3 separate regions of the Homo sapiens genome follow, and all the other regions are linked to region 2. A link is a loop called in an ENCODE intact Hi-C map of the cell type or tissue named here. Cell type or tissue: PC-9. All regions are shown on one strand. Region 1 has its middle 16 kb from the start of RIPK4. Region 2 holds the start of LOC105372812 (a long non-coding RNA gene). Region 3 has its middle 9.2 kb from the start of LINC00479.

Region 1 (8,000 bases), 150 kb before region 2:
TTTCCTCAACTCGGGACCAAATCAAGTTTTATAGCCCCCGGCAGCAACTTGACAACCATTGTTTCAAGCCAAGAGCAAGAACATGGCTAAACTACCCCAGACATGATTTATTTTCTTATTAATGAAACAAGTTGGAGAGATTTCCCAACTTCACGCAATCATCCAACAGCATTCCTGTCCACAAACTTCCTTGTGTTGGATTCTTTAGGATATTTCCTCCCGTTCTGTTCTTCTAAAGATCAAGTAGAGGTAATGATAGCCTTATGTCTAATAACCTTTCACTTCTTCAATCCACAGACTAACTCCTCATCCAGCCCTGCGTCGTTAACCGTTTTCTCCAGGCAATTTCTCCCCTCTTTGACTTTCCTACGAACCTTCAAGGACTTCAAGAATTGGTTGGAAGCCTTAACAGCTTTAAGTACTATTTGACATATTCTCCTTGAAGAGTCTCTGAAATTTACCATTTCTTTTTCTTTTCTTTTCTTTCTTTCTTTTTTTTTTTTTTTTTTTTTTTTTTTTTGAGACAGGATTTCCCTCTGTGGCCCAGACTGGAGTGCAGTGGTGTGATCATGGCTCACTGCAGCCTCGACCTCACGGGTTCGAGCCATCCTCCCACCTCAGCTTCCCAAGTAGCTGAGACTACAGGCATGAACCATCATGCCAGCTAATTTTTTTTTTTTTTTGTAGAGACAGAGTCTCACTATGTTGCCCGGGCTGGTCTTGAATTCTTAGGCTCAAGCAATCCTCCCACCTTGGCCTCCCAAAGTGCTGGGATTATAGGTGTGAGCCACTGCGACTGGCCCCCATTTAACTTCAATTACACCTGACTTTAAGCACATGGAGATTTTCTAGAGTGTATTGAGTGTTGTCTGTCTTTGATGATAAAGTTTGTGGAACATCACTGAGAGTAGGACCTTTTAAAAAGCCTCACTTTCCTGGGAGTGATAAAACAAAGAAGCACCTGAGCTGCTTTCCATGACTTTTTCTTTTCTTTTCTTTTCTTTTTTTTTTTTTTTTGAGATGGAGTCTCTTTTTTTATTTTGAGATGGAGTCTCACACTGTCGCCCAGGCTGGAGTGCAATGGCGCAATCTCGGCTCACTGCAAACTCCACCTTCTGGGTTCAAGCGATTTTCCTGCCTCAGCCTTTCGAGTAGCTGGGACTTGTAGTCTCATGTGCCACCACGCCTGGCTAATTTTTGTGTTTTTTGTAGAGACGGGGTTTCACCATGTTAGCCAGGCTCATCTCAAACTCCTGACCTCAAGTGATCCGCCCACCTCGGGTTCTCAAAGTGCTGGGATTACAGGTGTGAGCCACTGCGCCCAGCCCTAAATGTTAATTTTAAATAATTAGTTAATAATAATGATCCGTTTTGGTTCATCAGCTGTAATGAATGCACCACACCAATACAGATCTGGCGGGGATGCAGGAGCAGAGAGTGTGGGTGAGAATTCTGTGCTTTCTTCTTCTTTTTTTTTTTTTTTTTTTTTTTTGAGGCAGAGTCTCGCTCTGTTGCCCAGGCTGGAGTGCAGTGGTGCGATCTCGGCTCAGTAGGCTTAACTCAGAAATTTGCAGCAAAAAACACAATTACTTTTGCACCAACCTAATACCTAAGATAAATGAAAACATATATCCACAAAAGACTTACACACAATGTTCATAGTAGCTTCAGTTGGCAGAGGCATCCGGCTAGTGGGAATTCTAAGAGGAGAGAAGGGAGACAAAGGCAGAGTGGGACTGTCCAGGAGGCAGGAGGGGAGTCTCCCAGGACAGGAGGCTTTCAGTGCCTACTGCAGATGTAGTGCTGTGGGAATTTCGTTTTTCTTTTCTTTTTTCTCTTGTTTTTTTGTTTGTTTTTGTTTGTGTGTTTTGTTTTTGAGACAGAGTTTCGCTTTTGTTGCCCAGGCGGGAGTGCAATGGCACGATCTCGGCTCACTGCAACCTCCGCCTCCCAGGTTCAAGTGATTCTCCCGCCTCAGCCTCCCGAGTAGCTGGGATTACAGGCGCCCGCCACCAGGTCTGGCTAATTTTTTTGCATTTTTTTTTTTTTTTTTAGTAGAGTTGGGTTTTCACTGTGTTGGCCAGGCTGGTCTCGGACTCCTGACCTCAGGTGATCCACCTGCTTCAGCCTCCGAAAGTGCTGGGATTACAGGCAGGAGCCACCCTGCCCGGCCCCTTTTGTGGTAATTTCTGGACGATCTTCTTGACTCTTTAATGTTTAGTCTTGGCCTTCATGTTTTAATTTCTAAGCGTTCTTTCTGGTTATCTGGTCCTCCTTGTCCCCTACTCACTGTGTTCTAGTTTCATGGGTGACACATCTTCTCTGAAGATTTGAAGCTCTCCCTCTGCCACCAATCTCTGAACTGTCTGTTTCTTTTCTGTTTGTTTCCTACCTCTTGTACTGGAGGTTTCCTCAAATCTCTGCAAGCCTGAAGGTTCTTGGGGTATGGGTAGGGCTTGTGGACCTCTCAGCCTCACTGGTCACTTTCCCAAGGGGCCCCCAAATGCCAGTGTGTAGAACCTGCAGGTCCTCTGCATGAGGGATGGCGTTACATAAGATACATCTGGCTGGCAGTGTTCTGGAAGATAGGGGCAGGACGGGGAGACGTGAGTCATGCTGGAAAGTTCCGCAGGTCTTGGGCTGCCCCTGATGTAGCTGAGTGTGGAGCTTCTCAGGTTCAGTCTCATGTGCATACACACACACACATACTTGTGCATGCACACCTATGACGGTTACTACAGGACTGAACGAAGGGGGATGAACGCAGAAATGAAGACAAAGACAAAAAGATCTGTTTTAAAGAAGGGGTCGGGGGCTCCTTGCTTCTAGTGAGCAAGGGCCCTGAGCCTCTAAAGCCCTTCGTATTTACTAGGCAGAATCAACAGGGAGCAAAAGGTAACGATTGGTCAGCTGCTTGATTTATGACAGGTTCACATAATTGCTTTCTTTATACAACAGGCTTCAGATGTGGCTGTAGATAATCACAAGAAACACTGCGCCTGGGGCGTGACTGCCCTCAGGGTTCCTTCTGGTGGCGGTTTGTCAGTTTGCCAACAACCTGCATTCATGAGAACAGTTTGCTGTTTGCTCATACAGCCTCCAGCGGTGTGCTGAGCTGGTCACGACCCTCGTTCTTTCGGCCTTCAACACACACCCATGAGCGCAGTGCATGCTCACACATGCACACATGTGAACCAGTGCATGTACACACACAGTGTAAAGAAGAGTAAACAGAGGAGGAAAGGCAGTCTAAGGATAACATTTTATTTAAAAAATTAAAATTTTGGCCAGGTGCAGTGGCTCACGCCTGTAATCCCAGCACTTTGGGAGGCCGAGGTGGGCAGATCACCTGAGGTCAGGAGTTCGAGGCCAGCCTGGCCAACATGGTGAAACACCGTCTGTACTAAAAATACAAAACAATTAGCCGGGCGTGGTGGCACATGCCTGTAATCCCAGTTACCAGGGAGGCTGAGGCAGGAGAATTGCTTGAATCCAGGGGGTGGAGGTTGCAATGAGCCAAGATCGCACCACAGCACTGCACTCCAGCCTGGGCAACAGAGTGAGACTCTGTCTCAAAAAAAAAAAAAACAAAAAAAAAAATTTAAAATGTTCACGTACAGTCAGACCTTTGCTCTGGTCCTGCTTCCCACTAGATAGGTCTTAGGCTTGAGCCGCAGTCTTCATGATAAATATTGACTTTTCTTTCAACAAATTAAAAATGAGCATTTAAATAATGCCATACTTTGCTTAAGCTTTAAATTACAAATCAGATGAGCAGTCATAAAGGCATGTTTGAATCTAACGTAAAGGTTACATTACTTAAGGTCCCTTTCATCTGAGTTCCCTGCAGCGCATGAAGACGTCCAGTGACCCCTCTGCTGGGGCAGGTGTGTGTGATTTCACCACACATGTCTCCCAGACCTTGAGATCACAAGTCAGAACATGTGTAGGTTGCTGAAAGCACAGAAACCCTGATTTTTAAAGAACACATTTTACACAGTTGCGTATATAACTTGGACCTGCTACTGTTTCATAACTTTTATTTTTCCCAAATATAGTATGCATCATTATTTGCACGATCATCTCAATTCTTTTCTTGGTTCAGCAATGTGTTTTGTTTTATCATTTTAAAAATAAAAATGGTGGCCAGGCATGGTGGCTCACGCCTGTAATCCCAGCACTTTGTGAGGCCGAGGTGGGCAGATCACCAGGTCAGGAGTTCGAGACCAGCCTGGCCAACATGGTGAAACCCTGTCTCTACTAAAAATACAAAAATTAGCTGGTCGTGGTGGCAGGCGCCTGTAATCCCAGCTATGTGGGAGGCTGAGGCAGGAGAATTGCTTGAACCTGGGAGGCGGAGGTTGCAGTGAGCGGAGATCATGCCATTGCACTCCAGCCTGGGCGACAAGGGCAAGACTCCATCTCAAAAAAAAAAAAAAAAAAAAAAAAGGCATATATTTACATTGTGTAACATGATGTGTTGATAGAGATACTCACAGCAAAGTTACTACGGTCAAGCATATGAACATGTCCACCTCCCCACGGTTGCGTTTTGTGTGTTTGTGTGGTGACAGCACCTGAAATCTCTCTTGGTAAATTTCCGGGGTACAGCACAGAATTGTTAAGTACAGTCCTCAGGCTCTGCACTGGACCTCTAGACTTAGTCGTCCTATGTAACTGCAACTCTGTACCCTTTTAAAATGATATATTGTTAAAAAGTAAATATGTTTTGCTGACTTTTAAAATTGATAGTAAAAATAATTAAATCATGAAAATCTGTCCATTGCTAGTGGATAGAGGTAACTAATAAACTTGGAGGGTGGGAGAAAACAGGGAGGAAATAGGCATTTTTAAAAACTGTAAGTAAACTTTCAATAATATATTTCCCCTTTCATTCTCACAATGGCTGTCTCCCTAAAGGTTCACCCCAAGAAACACAGTGCAGCTCGCTTTGGTAGAAATGACAGTTTCCCATTTATGTAAAATTAGTTGGCATAAAGTGTAGAGGAGGAAGAGAGAGCATTGCTGTTTGGAGGAACAAGTTCCCCAAATATGTATTTACATTATGATAATGAGCCTAATTAATAGAATGCTTGCATTATCCATTTTTATTGATTTTAATTATTATTTCGTGCTGATATTTTCCTTGTCTTTTATGATTTTTTATTTTTTTGAGACAAGGTTTCACTTTGTTGCCCAGGCTGGAGTGCAGTGTTGTGATCATGGCTGACTGCAGCCTCAAACTCCTGGGCTCGAGCAATCCTCCCACCTCAGCCTCCAAAATATCCAGGATCACAAGTGCATGCCACCATGTTCGCTAATTTTGTTTATTTTGGGGGGAGACGGGGTCTCACTCTGTTGCCCAGGTTAGTCTTGAACTCCTGGGCTTGAGTGATCCTCCCACTTTCCAGAGTGCTGGGATTACAGGCATGAGGCACTGTGTCTGGCCAATATTTTTCTTTTAAATTACAGCTTCTTAACTTTTATTTTCTCATGCCAAAAATCTCAGTTCTTTACCATAGAGCTAATGATAGAGTTTCTATATCACATTTCCTTTATGCTTCAACACACACAGGGCAGTCTCAGGATAACATCAACACTCAGCCAATAGTGTGATTGTGGGAAAGGGGTTAAGATGCCTCCCTCCCTCCTTCCCTCCCTCCCTCCCTCCCTCCCTTCCTTCCTTCCTTCCTTCCTTCCTTCCTTTCCTCCCTCTCCTCCCTCCCCTCCTTCCTTCCTTTCTTTCTTTCCTCCTCTCCTCTCTCTTTCTTTCTCCCTCCCTCTCTTGCTTTCTTTCTCTTTCTCTCTCTTTCTCTCTCTCCCTCCCTCCCTCCTTTCTTTCTTTCTTCCTTTCCTTCCTTTCTTCCTTTCCTTTCTTTCTCTGTTCTTTTTGCCCTTAGTGCATTTTCCACTAGTAGTTACTTTTAAATTCCTACGTTTTAAAGTCAATTGGAATAGCTCCCCTCTGGTTAGTCAGGCTACCAAATGGATACACATTTGGTTCATTTGTCTTATTTTATTTTTGGTATTTAGACATTGCTTTTTAAAGTTAATTGTGTTTTATAAGGATGTAAAATATTTGCATGGTTTCATAGTCAAATCTAGAAAACAGGGCATGTGCAACAAGGACTTGTGTCTTCCCCCAGAGACTTCCAGCCCCCTCCCTGTGGACTGTGCTCACACTGTTTATTTTTAGAATGGAAGCAGATAGGGAGAGATAGATTGATTGATGGTAGATAGATGATAGAGAACAGGTAGGCAAGTAGTTAGGTAGTACATAGATGATGAATGGTAGAAACATAGATAGATAATAGATGGATGGGAATAAAGATAGTAAATAGATAGACAGAGGGATGGGTCCCTATTTCCTGCCTGTACTGGAAAAATGGAAGATTTCCTCCACCTTGCTCTGTTCAGAGTGGTCTGTGCAATCACTCCAGAGGCACGTGTAGACACAGTCCTCCTCCCATTTTCACAATTGCACGGCAGTCTTTCCTATGGATGAGTGATAATAATTCAACCATCGCCCATCCATGGGGATTTGGGGTGCTTCACATCTTTTGCTTTTACAGACTATATAATACATTAAGAGAAGTGGGTCTCATTATGTAAATGCCTGCGCCTTGCTTTTTTTATTGAATATAATTTGATTTTATTATATTTGTTTTCACTTTTTAAATGGCTGTGTATATGATGTATATGATAAGATCTCAATTGAAATAATATTTGGATTTGTTATCACTGTGTTTTCCTTCCCCTGCTGTTTGAAAAAGGCAGCCCTTTTCATGCTTCCTTGTCTGAGAGAACTCAAGCAGCACAGCAGCAGGTGCAGAGGCTCTCCCTGGAAGCCTAGGCTTACTGCAGCCAAGCTGTTAGGAGCGAGTGCTACTATCACCGGTCGAGGGTCATAACTGCAACTTGTCCAGGTTCTTGGCATTTTGAACAAAGAATTGGACAAAACGCCCAACAAAGCAAAGAAAGAATGAAGCAGCAAAAGAACGAAAGCAGGAATTTATTGAAAACCAAAGTACACTCCACAGTATGGGAGCGGACCCGAGCAGCGGCTCAAGGGCCTGGATACAGGATCTTCTTGGGTCCAAATATCCCCTAGAAGTTTCCAATTGGCCACATCATGCTCACCTCATGTAAATGAAGGTGCCAAAAGCAACCAGTCAGAGGCTAGGGTGAAGTTACAAAGTTATACTTCTATGCAAACGAAGGCTGAGCCCGCAATCAGTCTGATTCGTTGTGGACAGCAACCGTTCAGAGACTGGAGCGAAGGTACAGAGGTGCAAACGAAGACTCCACCCACAATCAGTCTGATTGGTTGCGGACAGCCAATTTCCCATTTGCCTCGAGGAAAAGGTGGGGGGGTTTAGAAAGGGAATAGCCTCTGGTCCTTTTGTTACTTAGGAGTGGAAAGTTAGGGTTTTCCTTTCAATTTAGTTGTAGGAAGTCTGAGTGAAACAGCCTTTGGTCCCCTGCCTCCAGCCCCTATTCTCCTGCCTCAGTACCTGGAGAAATGCACGTGGGGGGCGCTGTCCCTTTAGCACTGGAAACCACTAATATGCATGGGCGGGGGGCGGGGGGATGTGGATAAACCAAATGCTCTGCGTTTTACATGAAGGGGTGTTACGTAGCAGGTACAGGAAATATCTCACAGCTATATTGTATCGTCATGGATACTTCCCCAAAGCAAAATTTAGTTAAAAACAAAAAAGTAAACAATACGACACATTATTAATGGTTGTTAGTTGTGGATGACAGGAATGTATTTCTCAATATTATACAACAGTCACACAACAATCAGAAGATTAAGGAATGCTGGCTTTTTAAAAATCCCTAAAATTAAAAAATGAAGCAAAAACCAAACCAAGCCAACCCCCCACCAAAAAAAAAAAAAAACAAAATAACAACAACAAAACACACAAAAAAACCCAAAAACAAAACAAAAACAAGTAAAATCCCTAAAATTTTCTTAGAAAAAAACAAAGATAAAA
Region 2 (8,000 bases):
TTTGGAGGTAGGTTTGCATAGACCTGCCCACTGCAGAACACACATCTTGAACATTCATGCCCTTACACAGTCCTCTCCCCCTAAATGTGGTGGACCCTGGGACTCACTTTAATTAATTAAATGTGGCAGAAGTGGTGCTGTGCCACTTATGGGCCTAAGCCTTGAGAAGACTTGGCAGCCTCCACTTTTGCACTCTTGGGAGCTCTGAACCACCACATAAGAAGGCCAGCTATCCTGCCAAAAGTTTCATGGAGAGAACACACAGAAAGGCCACAGAAGGGAGAGAGGCCCTGGGACCACATGGAGAGACATAGAGAGAGAAATCCAGTCATCCCAGCACCCCCATTCTGGCCAGCCCAGCTGACATCCCAGCTAACAGCAGCCACATGGAGGGCCACCAGCAAGACCAGCAGAAGAGCCGCCCAGACGAGCCCAGCCCAGATTGCAGACTCATGAAGAAATAAAATGGGTTGTTTTCAGCTGTGCAGTGTGGGGGTAGTTTGTCATTTCTGCTTCTTCTCTGACCTCAGGTCACATGCCTTTTGCTGTTGTCAAACGCCACAAGCACAGTCCTGCTTTAGGACTTTTGCACTTACTGGTCTCCCAGCCTAACCTTCTTTTCTCCCAGCTACCTGCTTGGGGTGTTCCCACACCTCTTTAGGCCTCTGCTCAAATCTCACCTGAATACCCAATTTAAAATTCTGACCCTCTCAATCTCTCTCCCCAGCTTCATCTTTTCCAAAGGACTTACTACCATAGGAGGCTTCCCAGATTTACCTGCTTATTTCTTTGTGTCTGTCTCCCCTTGTCGAGAATGTGAATTCCTTGAGGTGAGTCCTTTCGCAGGGTCTAGAGTATGCATGGCACATTATAGGTACTCAGCAAAAAATATATTAGGAAGGAAGGAAAGAAAGAGGGAGAGAGGGAGGGAAGAGAAGAGGGAAGTAAGGAGAAACAAAAGAGGGAGAGAAGGCTGGGTGCAGTGGCTCACACCTATAATCCCAGCACTTTTGGAGGCTGAGGTGAGTGGATCACTTGAGGTCAGGAGTTTGACAGCAGCCCGGCCAACATGGTGAAACCCATCTCTACTAAAAATACAAAAATTAGCCCGGTGTGGTGGCACCCGCCTATAATCCCAGCTACTCAGGAGGCTGAGACAAGAGAATCGCATGAACCCAGGAGGTGGAGGTTGCAGTGAGCCGAGATCGTGCCACTGAACTCCAGCCTGGGCGACAGACCAAGAGTCCATTTCAGAAAAAAATAAAAAATAAAAAATAAGAAAAGAGGGAGAGAGGGAGGAAGAGAGGAGGGAAAGAAGAGAGAAGGAAAGACACGAAGGCAGAGCAGAAAAAGGAAGGGAAGAAGGGACGAAGGCCAGCCCACTTCGTAAGTGGGTTGTTATAGAAAACACCTGGCAGGCTGCCCAGCACATCATAGAAGACCCATAAAGCAAAGCGTCCCACTCCACAGATCCCCTTGGTGAGGATCGAGGTGGACAGTGAGGGAACTGAGGGCAGGGAGGCAGATGAAAGGGGAGAGGGCACAGAGCAGGGGGCTGGAGCTGAAGATGGGCTCGAAACACTCTGAATTTTTCTGTGTGGGGCTGGCTTGGCTCCAAACCCTGGCTCTTGTCCTGAGTGGAGGAAGAAGCCAGCCTGGCTGTCTCCCCTGCCCTTGCAAATCCAAGGCTTCTCCTGCATCCCCTGGGTTCAGGATTGAGAACAAGAAGAGGAACCTCCACAGGGCCACCCAACGGTAGCAAGAGCCCTTCTGTTGTGCCTGGATCTCAGCCACATAGGCAAGGCTGTGGCACTATCAGCTTCAGGGTGTTTGGGAACATCCCACCCTCAACCACACACTGAGCTTCTGGAGCCACTGTTCTCAAACACTGTGTACAAAGAACATTGGGAATTTGTTAACATGCAGATTCCTGGGCCTGGCCTAGATCCTAATTCGAAGGGGCCGGGCCCAGACATATGCATGCTTTTAACAAGCTCCTCTGTGATTCCAGATTCTGATGCAGATAGTGCCTGGGCCACTCTGGGCGGTCCTGCTCCCTGGGAACTTGTTGCCTTCCCCAGGACTTTGATGTGTGTCAAAGATGACAGAGGGTCCTCAGAACCCACTGTGGGCAGAGGAGGGACCAGCAGAGCTGGCGGTCCTCTCTGCTTACTCTCCCTTTGCTGGAACTCCCTCTCATGAAACTGCCCCCACCTTTGATTCTTTCTCCAGGACCCATATTTACCTGTCTGCACATGATCTCCCCAGCAGAGAGCATTCAGGAGTCATGAGGTCAGAAGAACAGGGAGGGGAGCATTGGAGTCAACCCCCTGCCCCTTCACCCCAACCCCTGCGAGGAACAACATGGAGTGTGAGTCAGGGCAATGAGAATGAAGAAAGGCCCCACAGGGCTGTGTAGGGCAGGATAAGGGGCTCCCTGTAAGAAGCCAGGGCATTGTCCCACATTTGTCCTACCAGGGGAGTCCTGTTTTTTGCATCTTGACTAGACTTTAGAGGCAGGCCTAAATTCTTTATCTGGGTATGTTTAGAAGAAACATAGGCCTGGCAGAGTCAGCACTGGATGGTGGGTGGAAGGATGAATGGATGAGTGGGTAGATAGATACATGAATGAATGGATTAATGAATAGATGGATGGGTGAGTGGATGGATGGATGGAGCAGGTGGATGAGTGGATGGATGGAGTGGGTGGATGAATGGATGGATGATGGATGGGTGGATGAGAAGATGAATGGATGGTGGATGGAGTGGGTAGATGAATGGATGGATGGATGGATGATGAATGGAGTGGCTGGCTGGTGGATGGATGATGGACAGGTGGATGTATAGAAGGATGATGGAAGAATAGATAGATGAAAAGATGGATGGTAGAGTGGGTGGAAGGATAGATGGATGAGTGGGTAGATGAATGAATGGATAAATGGATGGATGGATGGTGGATTGATCAGTGGATGATAAATGGAGAGGATGGATGTATGAATGGATATATAGAGGGATGATGGATAAATAGACAAAAAGATGGATGATGGAGTGGGTAGATGGATAGATGGATGGATGATAAATGGATGAATGAATGGGTGGATGAATGGATGAATGGATGGATAGATGGATGGATGGATGGACAACCTTCACCTCTCTGGTTTGAGGTTTGGATTCCATGCTCTCCGGGGTTCCTGCCAGTCCTGGTTGTGTGAGGGTCCATCACTGTAGAATCAGACTATTGGCTGTGGGGGCTGGGGGTGGTTCTTACGCTGGCAGGGAAAGTGTGAGAGCAACTTGCGGGTGAGACAGGATGAGAAAGAATTGTTGGAGGAGGCAGAGGGAAAGGAGGGCAATAGCAAGGTAGTGGGGGGAGGAGAAAGGTGAAAGAGAGAAAGTGGGTAAAGTAAACTAAGTCTGGCAGCTTTGAAGGTTTCCCCAATTGCAGACCCAATTACTTCTAATAACACCTTGGAGCTCCTTGGCGCCTTCTCCCAGAAGCTCAAAGCCTTTGATTGATGCTGTGAAACTGCTTGACGTTCCAGCAGGCAAGACAGATGTACCATTAATAGCAACATTTATTGCCCAAGGTCACAGGGCACTGGGAGCAGGCCCTAGAGGGGCACGGGGCTGGGCACACAGGGGAAACATTCCCTCCCCTGATCTTCCCTCCTCACCGCCCCGAGGGCCTGGTGCCTTGTATGGTGTGCCCTGCCCGAGCTCTCAGAGAGCCCAACCGTGAATTCATAAGCATTAGTAAGTCACCGGTTCTCACGACACACTATGAGCTCACAGCTGTAACCGACTCATTTTCAAAACAAGGACGCCCAGACTGGGGCAAGCCAAGTGACTCCCCCTAAGTCACTCAATGTGTCAAAGCTGGAACTGGGAAAGGGTGAATTTCAAGATTTGAAGGCCAAGGTTTATCCTTAGGCCACCTGGCTGGTGTGTCCACAAGCCAACATTGCAAAGGAAAGTGATGAAATCAATAGTTGCTGCAGCCCCGAGAGCACTCTCTCTGCCATCACCATGTGGGGCTTCAAGCCACTTTGCTTCAAGCCACTTGGCTTCACAGGGTCTCAGTTCCTTATCTCACTGCCCCCCTTGCTGGGTGGGCCTCCCTCTTCCCAACCTGCTCTTCCACATCCCTCCCTGCCTTGATTAACTGAGGTCCTCCTTGTTACCAGAGTCACAGGCTGAGGGTTCTGCAGGTTAGGATGGAGGGGGCGGACTGGCGTTCCTCAGGCCTGAGTCAAAGAGGTAAATTATCCAATAAAGCAGCATTACCAACCCCCTAAAAAGAATCCTCAACACAGCAGCCAAGAATGCACCTGAAAGGGTGTGATTTCTTGGCTTCCTGGCTCCAGAAGTACCCTTTGTACCTTTATTGAGATGAGAAAAATGCAGTGCATTCTTGAGCTGGGCCTCAGGGGAAGTCTTGTGGAGACTGGCAGGGGTGAGGCGGGTAATCACCCTGCCTGGGGCCATGAGTCCTCCACCTGCAGGTTCCCAGGAACCGGTCCCAGGCTGCGGAGCAGGGGAGGGGACAGTGGGGTTGGGGGTGCACCCAACTCTGAGTGCAGGGCTGCTAAGAGACAGGCCGGGAGAAGGAAGGAGGAGGGGCAGCTCAGTGGCTGCTCCAGGATCATGGCACCGCTTGTGCCCCATGACTGTCGCTGGGCCCATTCAATCTGCTCTGTCTGCTTCCCCAGTAGAGCAGTGGCACCATGAGGGGCAAGACCCTGGTCTCAAAAGCCTCTGTAGCTTCAGGGACAAGCGCAGCTCCTGGCATGCATGTTAGCAGGTGCATAAGACTTTTCCATGAGATGGACGGATGATGAATGAATGGGTGGTAGATGGATAGAGGGATGGATGGAGGATGAATAGATGGAGAGATGAATAAACAGATGGACAGATAATGGAGAGTGATGGATGGTGGGTGGATGATGAATGGATGGATGGACAGTTGGGCTAATGATGGATGAATAATGGACCGATGGGTGACAGATGAATGATGGATGGTGAATGGACGATGAAAGGATGGAGGGATGATAAATAGATAGAGGGTGTATGAACAGATGAGTGGATGGATGGACAGATGATGAAAGAGTGATGGATGGTGGATCAATGTGAGTGGATGGATGGATGGACAAATGGATAATGGATGGCGCATGGGTGGATGGATGCACAGATAGAAAAATGAACAGGATTCTGGGACACAAGGAAGATATTTGGGATCCTGCCCAAATCCCCACTGTAGCAGGCAATTCAATGAAATACTGAAAGCAGCCACGCTTACGTGTGGGGTGTTTAGAAGGAGGAGCCCCTCTTTCCTCTTCCCCAGCAGCCCACACAGGACCCAGGCTTGGATGTACAGGCACAGAGCAGGAGAGGAGAGTGACAGACGGAGAAAGGGGTGCTCAGGAGCGGTGGGGAGCTGAGGATGGCGGCCCACAGCCTCCCAGTTTCCCAGGCCTCCACCTCTGCCTTTTCCCCAAGTCAACTGGCAGGCCCCGGCCAGGCTAGCAGTTCTGGGGAGAGTCTAACCTGGGGCGTGACTCTGCTCTGTGGAGAGGAGCTGCAGGGGCCCCCAATTACACCTACCCTTTCCCTGCGCACCTTTCGTCTGGTGCAGAGGGCTGTGATTACCCGCCCCCAACCCTTCTTACAAGTGACATAAAACTGTGGCATTCAGAGCAGCGACTTTCAAGCTGCCCCTGACTTAATGAGCTGCCAGTGGAGTTCTTGAGCTAGGTCAGAAGGAGGGGACGTAATTGCATGTTTGCTGCTGGAGGGAGTCCTCCTCTCTGGCGTTAGGTCTGAGGGGAGCAAGTGAAGGCTGACAGGTGCAAGAGGAAGTTGGTCACTGCCTTCCAGCTGGGCCTGGTGCCCAGGTGGAGGAGCCTCCAAACCTCTTGGCACAGAGGATCTGCCTGAGCCCACAGTGGAGCTCAGCCCTTGATACCCACACCTGGCCTGAAATAACCCTCCCCTTTGCAGGTGGCAGGGGCTGTACCTGGAAGCGAATGAGCTGAAGTTCCAGGGGCCCAATCTACTCCAACCCAGGGAGCACCCAGAGCTTCTGGGAGCTATAGAGGGTTGTAGGTGAGGAGAGGATGCCAGAATTCAATCTATTTAAAAGAGATTGCAGAAGGACAGAGGAAGAGACCTGAATCTCCATGGCGCTAACACTTTCTGGTGATTTATTCACATTCTAAATAGGAACTCATATTTGTATCTTACTTTGATTTAATGACTTTATATTATTTTTCTTAAAGAGAGCGAATTGTCTAAGCTTCAATCCAAAGCACCTGAAGGGGCTCCTGACTGCTGGTGTGTTCACAAGTCAGTGGCAAACAATTGTGAGCCGGAGGTGAGACCCACCCTGGCCTCCACCCAGCCCCATCAACCACACAGAGACTGGGTGTCGTGCACTCATCACAGGATCGAGATGTTTGCTCAAGGACTCCAAGCATCAGGGCTGCTGCCCTGTCCGCTGGGTGTCCCCAGACACGTTGCCTCCATGCGGGCTGGCGCTCATCTGCCTCTGCCTCAATCCTCCAGAGAGCACCTCTGGCACTCCTGACACAGGACAAACCAAAGCCCCCCTGCAGCTCAGAAACGCTATTTTGATGCCTCCCCCACCCCCTGCCTCTTCCCAGGTCATGAGTCAAGCCACTGCTTGAAGGAGCTCCTCCCTCAGGCCAGGCACTGTGCCAGCTGCCATCAGCTGCATAGCTGGGCCTATTTCTCTTGTTCGCTGTGGTTACAGGTGGAATCATGCCCCACCCCCAAACCTCAGGGCAGGACACCCGGTGTCCCTTGTCTCTTCCAGAGGGTCACCTGTGCCCTCATGCAGCAGCTCTGGTAGACACATTCTTCCGGTAACCCCATCTCCTCTTCCGCAGGGCCAGCTCAGGAACATCCACTGCCCCCCACTCCTCTCCTGGTATCCCCGCAGGCACAGCGGCAAAGCAACCCTTTCCCACACATCTTCCCATCTGCCCCTGCTCACTGCTGCCAGGGAGGTGCCACCTCCACGCTTACCCACTCTCAGGAAAGGACATAATCCACCCTCCCTCCAAGAGCTCATGGACTGCCAGGATCCTAAACATCATCCCACACTCCTGCTGTGTGGGGGCAAGGCCTCTCCAAGTGCCCCCACTGGCTGTTGCCCTCCTCCAGTCCTGCCTGGGCCCCCATGCCAGACCTGCCTCAGCTCTCCTCTGTGGGAGGATGTAGTGGTTGAATTGTGTCCCCTAAAAAGAAATATTCAAAAAGACAAGCTCACAATCTCCAGTACCTGTGAATGTGCACTTATTTAGAAATCAGCTCTTTGCAGTTGTAGTGAAATTAAGAAGAGGTCATACTGGGCTGTAGTGGGCCCTAAATCCAATGAGTGTCCTTATTGGAGACAGAAAATGTCACATCGAGACAGAGAGGAGGAGGCCACGTGAAGATGCAGGCAGAGAGTGACGTGGCCATGAGCCAAGGAGAGCCAGGGATTGCTGGAGCCACTGAAGCTGGAGAAAGGCAGGGACCGATTCTCCCAGAGCCTTCCTATGAAACCAGCCCTGCAGTCACCTTGATGGCAAACTTTCGGCCTCCAGAACTCTGGGAGGATCAATTTCTGTGACTTTAAGTCCCCGGTTTGTGGTGCTTTACCGCGGCAGCCTCAGCGAACGCATGCCGAGGATGGCAACCACGACAGCAGCTGCAGCCCAGCCCAGGCCGGCCCTGCCACCCTCTCCTGCTGGATCCTTCCCTGGGACAGCCCAGGCCTCGCTTCCAGGGAGAGGGAAGCACAGGGGACAGGGTGAGGGGCAGGGCAAGGTAGGCTCCACGACCGTGTGGAGCCGGCCCAGGGAGGGAGAACCCCCAGACGCATTTGGCACCCCAAGGGGAGACGGACCTCGGATTGAACCACACCTTGATATGTGTACTTGGGATTTGTCTTTTCGGGAGAGGGAGAGGTCAAAAAATAAAATAGAATTCCAGCTTTA
Region 3 (8,000 bases), 72 kb before region 2:
CAGCCTCCCAGGGCGTGTCTGCCACCAGCCTCCCAGGGCTGGGCAGCAACCATCCACAGGACTGGGGCTCAGCCTCTCTCCCTTTGTGGGAGCCACTGTTTTCTAAGGGTGTGGACATACATGTGGTCTGCTCCCTCCCTCCATGTTTCCTGGGCTGGAGAAGACCTGAGTCAGCACGTGAACGAGGAGAGGAGGCGGCTCTCCGCAAAGAAACCTAAACACAAGGTCTGATTCCCACTTCCCAGAGCCTCCTTCAGGGAGGCCATTGGCCCAAACCACTTTACAGTCACAGACTATTTGTGCGGAGGGAGACATTCCAGATCATCTTGCTTGATGCTTGCCAGTACATCAAGATGGTTCCTTTTTGTTGTCACTTGGAAAAAAGCTTGAAGGATAATACTCTTGGTTAAATGAACTGCAGGACTTTTCAGGGCCTTGACTAAACCCACATGATCAGGGTGTCAATAAATAGCGGTGTGGTATTCAGTATTCCACAAGTTTGTTGATTGAAACCTTTTACAATTTTATTTTCCCTTTATTTTTTAGAGATGGGGTCTTGCTCTGTCATCCAGGCTGGAGTGTAGTTGCATGATCATGGCTCACTGTGGCCTGAAAACCCTGGGCTCATGTGATCCTCTTGCCTTAGCCTCTCCAGTAGCTGGGTCTACAGGTGCATACCACCACGCCCGGCTAATAGTTTAAAAACATTTTCTGGATATGGGGTCTCCCCATGTTGTGCAGGCTGGTCTTGTGAGCCACTGCATCCAGCCTGAAACCTTTTAAAAGTCAGGCTTATTGAGATATAGGCTGGCGAGGTGGCTCATGCCTGTAATTCCAGCAATTTAGGAGGCTGAGGTGAGAGGATCATTTGAGGCCAGGAGTTTGAGACCAGTCTGGACAACATAGCAAGACCTCATCTCTACAAAAAAATTAAAACTAGCTGGGCATAGTGGCACACGCCTGTAGGTCCTAGCTACCAGGAAGTCTGGGGTGGGAGGATTGCTTGAGCTGGGTGACAAGCAATAGAATGAGACCCTATTAAAAAAAAAAGATAGAGTTATATAATCAACATACGGTAAAACTCATTGTTTTAGTGTACAGTTCTACGAGTTTTGACAAAGTTCTATGAGTTTGACGAAGTGGTCACAGTTGTGTAACCACCACCATAGCCAAACATAGACCACATCTATATCACCCCCAAACCACCCCCACACTCCTTGGCAGCCAGTTCCCAGCTCCCACTCTCAGCCCCTGCAACCACCAATTTGTTCCCTGTCTCTACAGTTTTGCCTTTTCCAGAATGTCCTCTCCATGGGATCTCAGCGTGTGGCTTTTGGTGTCTGGCATCTTTCACTCAGCGTAACACGTCTGAGATTCATCCATGTCGCTGTAAGTGTCAGTAGATGGTTCCTTTTTGTTGCTGAACAATAATATCTGCTGTTAGGGTTCCCCACAGTTTGCTTATCCACGTCCCAGCTGATGGATATTTGGGTTGTCTCCAGTTTGGAACGATTATGAATGAGCAGCCAGAAACATTTGTCTCCAGGTTTTTCTGTGATCTCTAGGCTTTGTTTGTTTGTGTTTGTTTTTGTTTTGTTTATGTTTTTGAGACAGAGTCTTGCTCTGTTGCCCAGGCTGGGGTGCTATGGCATGATCTTGGCTCACTGCAACCTCCGCCTCCTAGGTTCAAGCAATTTTCCTCTCTCAGCCTCCCGAGTAGCTGTGACTACAGGTGTACACCACCACACCCGGCTAATTTTTGTATTTTTAGTAGAGTCGGGGTTTTGCCACATTGGCCAGGCTGGTCTTGAACTCCTGACCTCAAGAGATCCGCCCACCTCAGCTTCCCAAAGTGCTGGGATTACAGGCGTGAGCCACTGTGCCTGCCCTGATCACTAGTTTTTACTTTTTGGGTAAATATCCAGGATTAGGATTGCTGGGTCATTCATTAAGTATCTGTTTAACTTTATAAGAAACTGCCCACCTATTTTCCAAAGTGGCTATTGCATCTTGCATTCTCGTTGGTGACTTGTGTGAGCTTCACTGGCTCCACGTTCTCACCAGCTTGGATTGCTTGAGCCAAGGAGTTCAAGACCAGCCTGGGCAACATAGTGAAACCTGTCTCTATAAAAAAATAAACAAATTTAGCCAGGTTTGGTGGTGCGTGTCTGCAGTCCCAGCTACTCAGGAGGCTGAGATGGGAGGATTGCTTGAGCCTGGGAGGTCGAGGCTGCAGTGAGCCAGGATTGCACCATTGCACTCCAGCCAGCCTGGGTGACAGAGTGAGACCCTGCCTCTGTCACAAAACAAAACAAAACAAAAAACCCCAACAAACAAACAAACAAACCACCCCCCAAAAAAAATCTGCTAGAGATCCTGGGAAATACTGTTGCTGACATTGCAGCCACCCTGGTTCCTCATCATTTCTTTCCTTCCATCTCCTTGGATTGTGAACAAGAGACTGGAGGTGGAGTGGGTGTCCTGTGACCAGGAAGCCTCCATGAGGAAGAAAGTGACACAGGATGGCAGAGCAGCAAGATAGAAGGAGCTTGGGGTCCTGGTGACATCCTGGGGAGGCTGTACAAGCCAGGACTGCTTGCTTGGGTAAGAAAATTAAAGTGCTGTTTGGTTGAGCCCTGGAATGGGGTTCTGGTTCATGCAGCCAAAGGTGATCCCTGGTGATGTGCTGGCACAGCAGAACAGTGAAAGCTGAAGCAGCACTGACTGCCAAAATGATCTCCAACTACACAAGCCTCGGGCACAGCAGCTCCAGAATGGCCGAGGAATCTGAGGCACCAGGGGTCTCTGAAGGTGGGGATGAGGGGCTGGCTTCATACTGTAGTAGTGGCTGAATGTATTGTCAGAGACACTTAGTCCCTGAGACTTCCTCGTTATCCACCTGGCTAGATGACTCATCCACCTCACTGAAGAGAACTCAGGAAGTGCACACTATAGAGAAATTGAGCCAGACCAGCTCTGGAGTTGGCACTCAGAGCGAGCAGAAAGAGGAGAAAGATGCCAAAAGACAAAACAAAACAATACCGACCTGCAGGACATGAATTTCCTTACTGAAAAGGCAAGCCACATTTTCAAATAATAAATGAAAAATCAAATGTAAGGGTAGAACAAAGATGTTTGAAGGTATGCAAGATGAAATCATTGAACCTCACATGCATTCTTTCTCAGCAAGTTCCTGTGGTATGGGTGTCACTTGCACAAGGAAGTAAACCCCAAAAGAGAAAGATGTGAGGCACAGGACACATTAGATTTAGCACCAGAAAAATACGAAGGAATTCTCACTGAAGTTGAAGGGAACTTTCAAGGGGGAGCTGTGCCACAAGCCAAGAGGTCAGCCAGCCCAGATACAAATAGGACAGAGAGCTCTGGAGGGGATGTCTCCAAGGGGAAGGACAAACAACAACAAAGCAACAACAAAAGAATGATTACTTAGTATGTTTGACTTTGTTGAGAGGACTTTTATAGGTCTATCAGAAAATTGGGGGGGGGATAATTGGTAAGTAGTAGACAAAAAAATTAAGTTTATGAAAAAATGAGGCAATTGTTAACCCCAGGAAAATCAAAAAGTTGTACTAAAAAGAAAAGACCATCCTAGTTCCCTAAGTGGTTTAGTTGTGACAACATTTATGGTGGTCATAGTAATATCAGAACTAAATATTGACTTGGCCAAAGGTTGCGAATTGTGTAACTGTGTAAGTTGTGAAGATGCTGGGTAGGTGGAATAGGTGGGAGTGTGTGGGAGGTGGTGGTGTAAGTGAGATAAAACCGAAAGGAATAGTACTGTAATCATGTTGGAAGTGTGAAGGTCAAGGTCAAGAGAAACAGCTGAGAGACTTGAAGGCCGATGACTCACAGGGGAGGGAGCTGGAGGTGGGAAGAGGTGCAGTGATAACAACTGTTTATTATCACAAGCCTTGCAGCACTACTTGACTATTAAAACAATGTTATAACAATCAAATTTTAAAAGGAAGAAATAATAACTTGGTGAAAGGGACGTTCTCTCTTCTCCAGAGAAAAGCAGCACAGTGTACCTGGGCATTTCTGTGTTGGTCTTAGAAACCCAAGCCCATTCGCCTGCCTGGGGGCCTCCAGCTGGCTGGAGTCTGAGCACTGGCCTCTGTGGCTGAAGCAGGGTCATCTCTCGCCCTTTGTCCATTCATGGACTGGCACAGGTGGATTTATGGCTATGTTGTCAGCCACCTATGAACAAGCGAGGGGTGCCAACAGGCCATGCTCTGGCAAACAGCCAATGTGGAAGACAGAGACTGTCCCTTGCACACTCTCCTGCTCCTCTCTGTCTTTTTCAGTCTTCTTGTTTTCCTTCCTAGTGGAATCCAAATGCTGGTGTTGAGACGGTAGGCAGGCCTGGGGGCTCCCCCGTACTATGCAGGTTCCTGCTCGGCGTTTCCCGTCCTGTTCACTTACTCCCACCTGCCTCCTTTGGGCTTTGGAGCGGGGACCTCCTGCAGCCAGGCCCCTAGAGGAATTCCTCAGATCCCTGCTGTCCCAGGGAAGAGTGCGGAAAGGAAGGGGTGGGCTGCATCCCTGTGCTCAGAACAGACACAACCACAGGGTTGTGGCTGATTTTGTGCCCAACTCTGAGAAATTGGAGCCAAGCAGGTCACCCTCTGCATGAGTGTCCCATGGCTGGTGCCACAAATTTTACAAACTGGGTGAATTCAACAACAGATTTTTTTTTCTCATGGTTCTGGAGACCAGACATCTGAAATCAAGGTGTGTGTGGGGCTGTGTTCCGTCTGAAGGCTCTGGGGAAGGACAGTTCCTTGCGTCTCTCCCATGTCTGTCAGTGGCCCGTGGTCCTGGGCTTCCGTGGCTGGTGGCTGCATCACTACATCCCCACGTTGGCCTTGGCCCGCCCGCTTCTGTGTGCCTCCTCACTTCATCCTCCCTCTACTCAGGTCTGTGTCCAAACTTCCCTCCTACAGGGACACCAGTGTTATGGGACTTAGGGCCCACCCTAACCCATCATGACCGCATCTTAACTTGATTCGTTTCTAAGACCCTCTTTCCATATAAGGTCTCATTCACAGGCACCGGGTTTAGGACTGGGACATATCATTTGTGGATACAATTCACATACAGCATTTTCGTCACTGACCTCCTCCTCCACCCTCATGGCTGCTCAGAACTTTCCACCCTTAAAAACTCCTCTCATCAACATGCTTCGCTAGCACAGTCCCACTTTGTCCTCTTCCCTTGTCACCAAACTTGTTGAAGGTCCTTTATACCTCAGCTTCCCCTGATACATTCCTCTGCCATCACCATCTGCCTGACCTGTGCCTTCTGGAAGGTGCCTGGCGGGAGGGGGTTTTCCTTGTGTCTGGTCCTTTGCATGCTCTGTGGCTTTTGAGGTGGGTGTTGAAGGCTATACAAGCCCACCCTCCCCCCACCACCCTCGGCTTGGCTTTGACCTGTGTGTACCCGGCATGCTGCACATGCTGTGTGTTTGTGTGTTTGTGTTTGTGTTTGTGTGTGTGTGAGGGGGACAGCCTTCTTGGGATTGCATTGTCCTGAGGGCACCCCTGAGTCCTCTGCACCGCTCAGCCCAACAGCAGAGACGGACAGACCCCAGAGAACCCGACTGGAATGGCTGGAGACTCTCCATTGGATTTTTGCCTCCAGGGTGAGCTTAGGACCCACATGGCCGGGCTTTGGGCTCATTGCTGGAGAGCTGCACCTGCTGCGGAACTCAGAGCGTAGCCTCTGGCTGGATCACTTCATTCCCTTGGCTCTGCCAGCACTTGTCAATCTCCAAAATCCAATCCACCCTTGAAAAGCAGAGGTTAATCAATGTGCTAGGGACAGAGAGGGGGCCACGGAGTGGACATCTCAATTTACTGAGTGACACCAGGCCAGTGACTTGACCTTTCGGAACAGCTTCCTGACCTGGAAGGTGGGGGTGAAAGTGCTTTCTTCATGGGTGGCTGTGAGAATTAATGAATTATTACAAGCAAAATACTTAGGCACAGTGGATGGCGCATAATAAGACCTCAATAAATAGTAGTGATCACTATGAATATAATGTAGTTTTCCAATAAGTGGGTGGCCCCCTGAACTCTGTGGTGTCTGTTTGAGGTCAGGTGTGTGAGTCGCCTGGCACACCTGCACTCTCTTTGTTTGCCCAGGTAATTGCTCACCTCCTGCAGGGGCTATTCTGGGGCCAAGCGACTCCTCCCTGGGCCTGGACAGGCAGTCCTGGGCCTGTGACAACACTGGGATCATAAAGACAAACAGGTTGGCCCTGTCAGCTGAATTCACCTGGGTCTTTGGGAAAGTCCCCACCGCAGCCATGTCCTGCGAGAAGCTGGGAGTTTTGCAGGTTGCAGGCCCTGCCTGCCACAACTTCCCAACACGTGGGGCTTCCTCGAGGCCAAGGCACTGAAGGGGCCACGGGCAGAGTGGCCCAGCTTAGGACTACAGCTGCAGAGCCAGGCTGGGCGGGGGCATGGTGGGGTGGGGGGAGTTGGGCAGGCGGGTCTCTCGCTGGCAGGGTGTTTCCCCTCCCCACCTCTCACGCCTGGGTGTGGAGGAGTCAGCCTGGTGTGTGATGCGAGGGGTCTGTCATCTGGGGCGGGAGTGAGCCTCCGTCTCCCGGACCTTGGCTCCCCCCACTCCCTCCCTCGTAGGCCTGGCTGCTGCCTGGCCCTTGTCACCCTGGACAAGTTGATGACACACGGATGGACATTCGCTCAGGTGTTCAGGGGTTGGGGAATTATTCCTCCCATAAATGTTGCTTTTAAAAAACTATTGTGATAAAATATCTAACATGAGATTTACCATCTTAACCATTATTAAGTGTACAGTTCATCGGTATTAAGGACATTTGCATTGTTTTGCAACCATCACCATCATCCACCTCCAGAACCTTTTCATTTTCCTAAACTGAAACTGTCACTCCACGAAGCACTCACTCCCCATTCCCCCTCCCCAAGCCCTGGCACCCACCCTTCTACTTCCTGTCTCTATGGATTTGACTACTCCGGGGACTTTATATAACTGGAATCAGACATTATTGTTCTTTTCTGTCTGGCTTTTTCACTCAGCATAATGTCCTCAGGGTTCATCCATGTCGGAGCATGGGTCAAGATTTTCTTCCTTAAGGCTGACGAATATTCTGTTGTATGGACAGACCATATTTTGTGTATCTGCTTATTTGTCAGTGGACACCTGGCTGCTTCCACCTTTGGACTGCTGTGAATAGTGCTGCTATGAAATGGATGTGTGATTGTCTCTTTGAATCTCTGCTTTCAATTCTTTTGAGTATAAACCCAGAAGTGGAGTTGCTACATCATACGGTAATTCTGTGTTTAATTCTTTGAGGAATTGTGGATGCTGCATTTTTCTTTTCTGAGACAGCATCTCACTCTGTTGCCCAGTCTGGAGTGCCATGGCACAATCAATCTTGGCTCACTGCAGCCTCAACCTCCTGGGCTCAAGTAATCCTCACACCTCAGCCTCCTGAGTAGCTGAGACTACAGACAAGCCACCATACCCAGCTAATTGTTTAATTTTTTGTAGAGATTTGTTGAGGTCTCGCTGTGTTGTGTGGGCTGGTCGGAAACTCCTGGGCTCAAGCCGTCCTCCTGCCTTGGCCTCCTAAAGTGTTGGGATTACAGGCATGAACCACTGTGTCTGGCCATGAATGCTGCATTTAAAGCAGGGATTTAAGAATGTGTCAAAAGTGGGAATGAAGACATGTTGCACAGAATGAAAAGGGTGCCCGGATCATGTCTGTCTGGCTCTCCATGACCACAGACAAGTGATTTCACCTTTCTGAGCTTCTGTTTCCTCATCTGTAAAATAGAAGTGCCTTCTTCCTTGTGCTGTGCGGGGTTTTGAGAAGAGGTAACTTAGTTTGGAAAGTGCTGAGCCTGGTGGTTCAGAGCCGGGGTTGGAAACCATGCCACCGCTCTTGTTTTTGCACTGCTGGAGAGCCAGGAATGGTTTTCTCACATTTCAAG

The links. Hi-C counts contacts between places; a loop is a spot of excess contacts. Peaks named below come from ENCODE experiments on the same cell type or tissue, not always from the same donor. Only the 100,000 strongest peaks of a DNase experiment are listed, where the experiment ranks them.
Region 1: a loop joins it to region 2, with 6 times the contacts of the local background. A loop is called at or near these places in 3 of 110 quality-filtered maps.
Region 3: it touches region 2 in a loop (5-fold over the local background); 3 of 110 quality-filtered maps call a loop at or near these places.

What each region holds. Positions count from the first base shown.
Region 1 is chr21:41,778,693-41,786,692 of GRCh38, reverse strand. No RefSeq gene overlaps it. Among named protein-coding and RNA genes, the nearest start is that of RIPK4, 16 kb to the right of the region's middle. In PC-9, no CTCF peak of the experiment used is centred here; DNase peaks (open chromatin) are centred at 2,602, 3,032 and 3,842; H3K4me3 peaks cover 1,393 bases; H3K27ac peaks cover 4,542 bases.
Region 2 is chr21:41,630,839-41,638,838 of GRCh38, reverse strand. It overlaps LOC105372812 (a long non-coding RNA gene), which reads right to left and starts at 958. Exons shown (of 2, transcript XR_937741.1): 1 at 778-958. In PC-9, no CTCF peak of the experiment used is centred here; DNase peaks (open chromatin) are centred at 533, 3,828, 4,368 and 6,728; H3K4me3 peaks cover 241 bases; H3K27ac peaks cover 7,308 bases.
Region 3 is chr21:41,702,607-41,710,606 of GRCh38, reverse strand. No RefSeq gene overlaps it. Among named protein-coding and RNA genes, the nearest start is that of LINC00479, 9.2 kb to the left of the region's middle. RefSeq lists a silencer at 3,644-3,938. In PC-9, no CTCF peak of the experiment used is centred here; DNase peaks (open chromatin) are centred at 2,906, 3,226, 3,806 and 6,216; H3K4me3 peaks cover 553 bases; H3K27ac peaks cover 5,964 bases.